Linked DNA regions of Homo sapiens: region 2 is linked to region 1. Evidence: chromatin contacts called from ENCODE Hi-C or POLR2A ChIA-PET data. All regions are on one chromosome and are shown on one strand. Each heading gives the region's core, a stretch centred on a gene start or an enhancer-like site at or near the end of the contact. The rest is flanking DNA. Distances are from core to core; before and after follow the strand shown. Region 1 overlaps RPTOR (regulatory associated protein of MTOR complex 1). Region 2 overlaps RPTOR (regulatory associated protein of MTOR complex 1).

Region 1 (2,700 bases), core at 191-2,690:
ATACAAGAAACAATAGGACCACTCCCAAAATCCTTAATCAACTGCTTCAATCAAGAAAAGGTAGGGTGGGAAAAAACTGTCAATCACTTTAAAAATTGCTACACAACTGCATTCATTTTTAAAGATCAGGTAAAAAATTTTCAAAAGCTAACGGAAACCTCCTAAAAAGTTTACTGGTACCAGGAGTTCCAGACCAGCCTGGGCAACATAACACTCATCTCTAAAAGAAACAAAAAATAAAAAAATTAGCAGGGCATGATAGACCACTCCTGGAGTCTCAGAAAGCCCTGTCTCAAAAAAAAAAAAAAAAAAAGGCCAGGCACCGTGGCTCATGCCTGTAATCCCAGCACTTTGGGAGGCCGAGGCGGGTGGATCACGAGGTCAGCAGATCGAGACCACCCTGGCTAACATGGTGAAACCCCGTCTCTACTGAAAATACAAAAATTAGCCGGACATGGTGGTGGGTTCCTGTAGTCCCAGCTACTTGGGAGGCTGAGGCAGGAGAACGGCGTGAACCCGGGAGGCGGAACTTGCAGTGAGCCCAGATCGCACCACTGCACTCCAGCCTGGGCGACAGAGCGAGACGCCATCTCAAAAAACAAAAACAAAAGTCTATTGGTAAGAGACACGCATAGAAAACACCACCACCACACTTGATTCACCTAGCACCTACCAACACCTCAAGCTTTACATAATGACTCACATTTCCAAAACCTAGATAATGAAGGACAATCAGATCCAGAGCTACACCAGTGCCCAAAGAGCAAATCCACCCTCCGTCTGACTCAGAGCTCCCTCTTACTGCACAGCTAGTCCGTGCCTGAGACATAACGGGCATTCGTCATGAGCAACTGAGCACAGATGGGTCTGTGACTGCCTCCCATGTGTCAGGCACTGTGCTGGGTGCTTTGCATTTTCAAATAACCTGGCAAGGTGTATATCACCAGCTCTATTTTACACCTAGGAACTGTAGCTCTGGAAGAGAAACGCCCAGGTGGTCTAGGCCTCACTGGTACCCAACTCTGTTTTGCAGCCGGTATGCCCCATTTGTGTTGATGATCACTAGATAAGAGACTTAAGACTATGCACTTCCTCTCGGCCATGGTCCAGAACTGAGACACGGTTTCCTCAACTCATCACGGACACAGTAACGGAAAAACCCTGCGCAGGCTCTCTAGCTCCCAGCAGTGCATTTTCACTGACTCTCACGTATCACCTGCTCTGTCACCCACCACCTCCCCACCTTCTTTTTTCTTAATGTAAAAGAAATAAAACCTGAGAGGTTATACACCTGCCATCACAAAGCCCCTCTCCCAGTAAAAGCAGGAGGATGAGAGCACATCCACTGCTGTCAGTCACTGCTCTCCTCAACACTGAGTTCAACGAAACAGCCTTTCTTCCTTCTTCACCCAGCTGAAAACTTAACTTTGAGAATTAGCAAAACTGCCCATAAGCCCCGAGCCCCAGGGCATCTGAGTGCTGGTGAAACATGGGCCATCCCACAGGACATGGATCGTCTTAACCGTCTTGGCCATACCTTACTCCAACCCATAAGAGAAAATCAGCCAGGTGTGGTGGCTCCCACCTATAATCCCAGCACTTTGGGAGGACGAGGCAAGAGGATCACATGAGCCCAGGAGCTAAAGACCAGCTGGGCAACATAATAAGACCCACCCTCTCAAAAAAAAAAGGGGAAAAAAAAAAAGATATGACTTGGCTCTGTGTTCTCATCTTGAATTGTAGCTCCCATAATTTCCACGTGTCGTGGGAGGGGCCTGGTGGGAGGTAATTGAATCGCGCGGATGGATCTTTCCTGTGCTGTTCTCATGATGGTGAATAAGTCTCACAAGATCTGATGTTTTTATAAAGGGGAGTTCCCCTACACAAGCTCTCTTGCCTGCCACCATGTGAGACGCGACTTTGCTCCTCATTCACCTTCTGCCATGATTGTGAGGCCTCCCCAGCCATGAGGAACTGTGATTCCATTAAACCTCTTTCCTTTATAAATTACCCTGTCTCTGGTATGTCTTTATTAGCGGCGTGAGAACAGACTAATACAGGAGGATTTTACCTTCTGGACCAACAGGGACAGCATCGTCAGCAACCCTGCTCCTGGAACAATTTTCTCCTGCTTCTCCTGTTCCATCAAAAGACTAACTCATTATTTTGTCCAAAGATACTATCTACATTTATGAAGACTGAGAAAGTTACTTTAACCACTTTTGTAATGCAAAGATATTTTATAGGTACTTAATATTTAATTGTAATTCAATGATGTTCTCACAGAAGTAACTCTGCCAGCATTCTGTATCTGCACAGCACATAAGCTCAGAAAAGTTCTGTTTCTATCCAAGTTAACATACAATTCTAATAAGTTTTTTCTTGCAACATACCTGCTACTTCCCCTTTGTGACTACAACTGTATTATACTTCAGCACTTGGTTGAAAATAGCTGATTGAAAGTGGTGATGTACATGTCAATATTCGCTTGTTTTCAGGTTTTTATTCCCCCGTCTGTGTTTGAGAGACATTAATCAGAAAGGAAAGGATAAGTTGGTATCTGTGCAGAAGAGGGTTAAGAAAGCAGGCCCCAGCAGCCCTCCTTTCAAAGCCCTGCTTACAGGGGTGGCCCGTGGCTGGGGTCTGCGGACTTGGATTTCTGGAGGATTCCCACCACCCTAACTAGTAAGTGGGGTTCGC
Region 2 (2,700 bases), core at 51-2,550, 45 kb before region 1:
GCACCTGCCTGTCCTTCAGAGCCATCTCCGCATCGCTCTGTATCACGGTCCCCAAGTTAACTCAGGAAACACACATGGCACGTGAGATCTGTGAAACGACAACAGCTGAGCTACAGTTTTAGTCCCCAGCCTGACGGTGGGGGGTCCTCATTTGCAATTTGTCATACACACAGACAACTCCCTTGTTAAAGGGAACATGATGATGAGAGATAATATCCTCGAGAGGCCTGTTAAGGACAGAGTTAAGCCCCTACTTCTCTCTAAAAGTATTACACTTCAAGTAGGTCAATTAATAGAGGAAGAGTCAGGAATGCAGTTATCCCCGCAAGAGGATAAAACCAGAGATAAGGCAGGATGGGGAGGGGCTTAAGGCAGCAAGACTCCTGGGCAGAATGTTCTGGGAGGGGCCTCCACCACCTCAACCATGAGGGAGAGGAAGGGATAAGGGACAGAAAGGGATGGGAAGTAAGGATCTGATGACCAACCACCATGGCCTCCCTGGTGCAAATGCTTTATATACTTTTATTCTGTCCATTAACTCTCATTTGCATGTACAAATTTTAAAAGTTTAAATAGTAATTTGTCCAGAGTTACATTTCTAAGAAGTGGCAAAGCCAGAACTAAACCAGTTCGCATTCTTTCCACAGTTAAGCTCTCCCCACCCCACCCCTCAGTGCACTGGTAGAAAGGAGACCACATTTCCCAGGGAGCTCCCCTACCAGTGAGAGGGGCGCTCCCGCCCAGAAAGGGAAGGAGCGGTGAGCCCAGCACGACTCTGCGGACCTACGAGGCAGAAGGGAGGAGGCGGACTCCACCAATCTTCCCTAGGCAGTGTTTAAACAGGCTGCGGCCCATGCTGCAACCCACTCTAGTCAACACGCGTGCTCTTCAATCCCAAATGGGCTCTCTAGTGAATCCCCTAGGTGGCCTCGGAGAGCAAGAGTCCAACACAGGGCTGGCCAGCAGGGGTCCCCTCTGGGACCAGCTCTAATGGACTGAAACCCTGAGGAGTCTAGTCACAACAGGCTGCCATCCTCCAGGAGGCTGCAGAACCATGCCTTTCTTTCATTCTTCTTTCTGTAATGTCTTTGGTGTGCCTAAAAGAATTTATAGGTCATGTCACTAAGGTATTCGGAGGGATAGCAGTAGGTGACAACACCTTTATGCTCTGGTGCAATTGGTCTAAAGAGTCCGGAATAAACTGCTTCGCATAATCTAAGCTTGCTTCCAGGAAGCTGCTTCCAATACCATGGCCTCTGGGGACAGGGCAAGGCAGGAAGTGCGTGGGCAGGGCTGACTACGAAGGCTTCTGGCTGAAGAGCATGAATCAGAGTTCTCACTGAACACGGCACGCACGTGGAAAAGCTTTCAGGCGAGAAGCACTAGAAAGGAGGGAAGACGAAGTGGGAGAGCACTGCTGAGGCCAAGGCAAAAATATAAGTAAAAACATTGATCATAGGAACAGTTCTTAACTTTCTGGGCAGTAAGCAGTTAAGTGAAACTGTCAAAGCACCACAGTTAACCCCAAGACCACCAGAAGATATTGTCTGTACCGTCCTGCAAATTTAATGAGTACACAGGCAAAGTGCTTCACACCAGGTACTGAATTATGCAAGCTGTGAGCCATCCACCCACAGTTCTGCCTTTGCCCATGAGTCCTCACTGGCAGCTTGTCACAGAAACTCAAGGTGGATGAAGCCCAACCTTAGGACCCACAGAGAAGAAAGTCAGGTGAGTTTGGGCAGGAGGAGGGAGGGCTGGCGGCAGGGCAGACAGCAAGACGGGATGGATGATGGAATGGTAATGGCATCAGGGCCGCACGCCAAGGGATGCTGCCAATCGCAATTATAGGGCCATTTTCACCAGCTGAACTGGACTGTCAATTTGGAACTAATGTCGCAACGTGAATGCCCCAAGCAGGAGTCACAGCGAGTAACGGTCCACCTTGGGCTGTTCCATGAATAGCTTTGGAGCACCTCCAGGTGTGGAGTACTGTCCTAGGGCAACTTAGCTGCTTCTTCCCCGATTATCCATATCTGAGCCTGAAAATCCTAAGAAAAGGTAGAACCCACTGATTTATGCGTCTTGACTGCATCTGTATTAGCCCATTTTCATGCTGCTGATAAAGACATAACCAAGACTGGGCAATTTACAAAAGAAAGAGGTTTAATAGACTTATAGTTCCACATGGCTGTGAAGGTCTCACAATCATGGCGGAAGGTAAGGAGGCGCAAGTCACATCTTACATGGATGGTGGCAGGCAAGAGAGAGCTCGTGCAGGGACGTGAGACTTGTTCACTACGGACAACAGCACAGGAAAGACCCGCCCCTATGATTCGATTACCTCCCACTGGGTTCCCCCTATGGCACGTGGGAATTGTGGGAGTGACAATTCAAGATGAGATCTGGGTGGGGACACAGCCAAGCCATATCAGCATCCATCTATAAAATTCATTCCAAAACATTTGGGGGTGGGGGGCACAAGGAAGCGAGTGACTTGTGCTGATACCAATTGCTTTGCCCACAAAGCAGAGGCCTGTCTAATCATCCCAGGGGAAAGAAGACAAGTGGATCTTAGAAGCCATCCATGCAGTGCTCCCCAAAGCCAACCCGGCTGCCTGACTAGGCGCCTCCCACCACACCTAGCAGTGTGAGCACTCAATACCAAGGGTTTCACAGTTTGTCACACATGGCCACATG

The links. A loop is a pair of places that touch in the nucleus more often than their neighbours do. ChIA-PET counts read pairs that join two places held with the same protein, here RNA polymerase II (POLR2A). Pooled maps may share reads with other maps.
Region 2: a pooled map shows a loop between it and region 1 (6-fold over the local background). The contact joins two enhancer-like sites. A Hi-C loop is called at or near these places in 2 of 168 maps with a recorded cell type or tissue (Caco-2 and pancreas) and 6 of 50 pooled maps. POLR2A ChIA-PET finds 5 or more read pairs at or near these places in 4 of 52 experiments (BJ, H1, activated CD4-positive, alpha-beta T cell and 1 more).

Annotation. Positions count from the first base shown.
Region 1 is chr17:80,603,923-80,606,622 of GRCh38, reverse strand. All of the region lies in intron 1 of RPTOR (regulatory associated protein of MTOR complex 1), which reads right to left. Among named protein-coding and RNA genes, the nearest start is that of RPTOR, 60 kb to the right of the region's middle. Within about 2 kb of position 1,440, at least 2 of the 41 ENCODE cell types and tissues checked have a DNase peak (open chromatin) inside an H3K27ac peak, as active enhancers do.
Region 2 is chr17:80,648,476-80,651,175 of GRCh38, reverse strand. The region is part of intron 3 of RPTOR (regulatory associated protein of MTOR complex 1); the gene reads right to left. Among named protein-coding and RNA genes, the nearest start is that of RPTOR, 100 kb to the right of the region's middle. Within about 2 kb of position 1,300, at least 10 of the 41 ENCODE cell types and tissues checked have a DNase peak (open chromatin) inside an H3K27ac peak, as active enhancers do.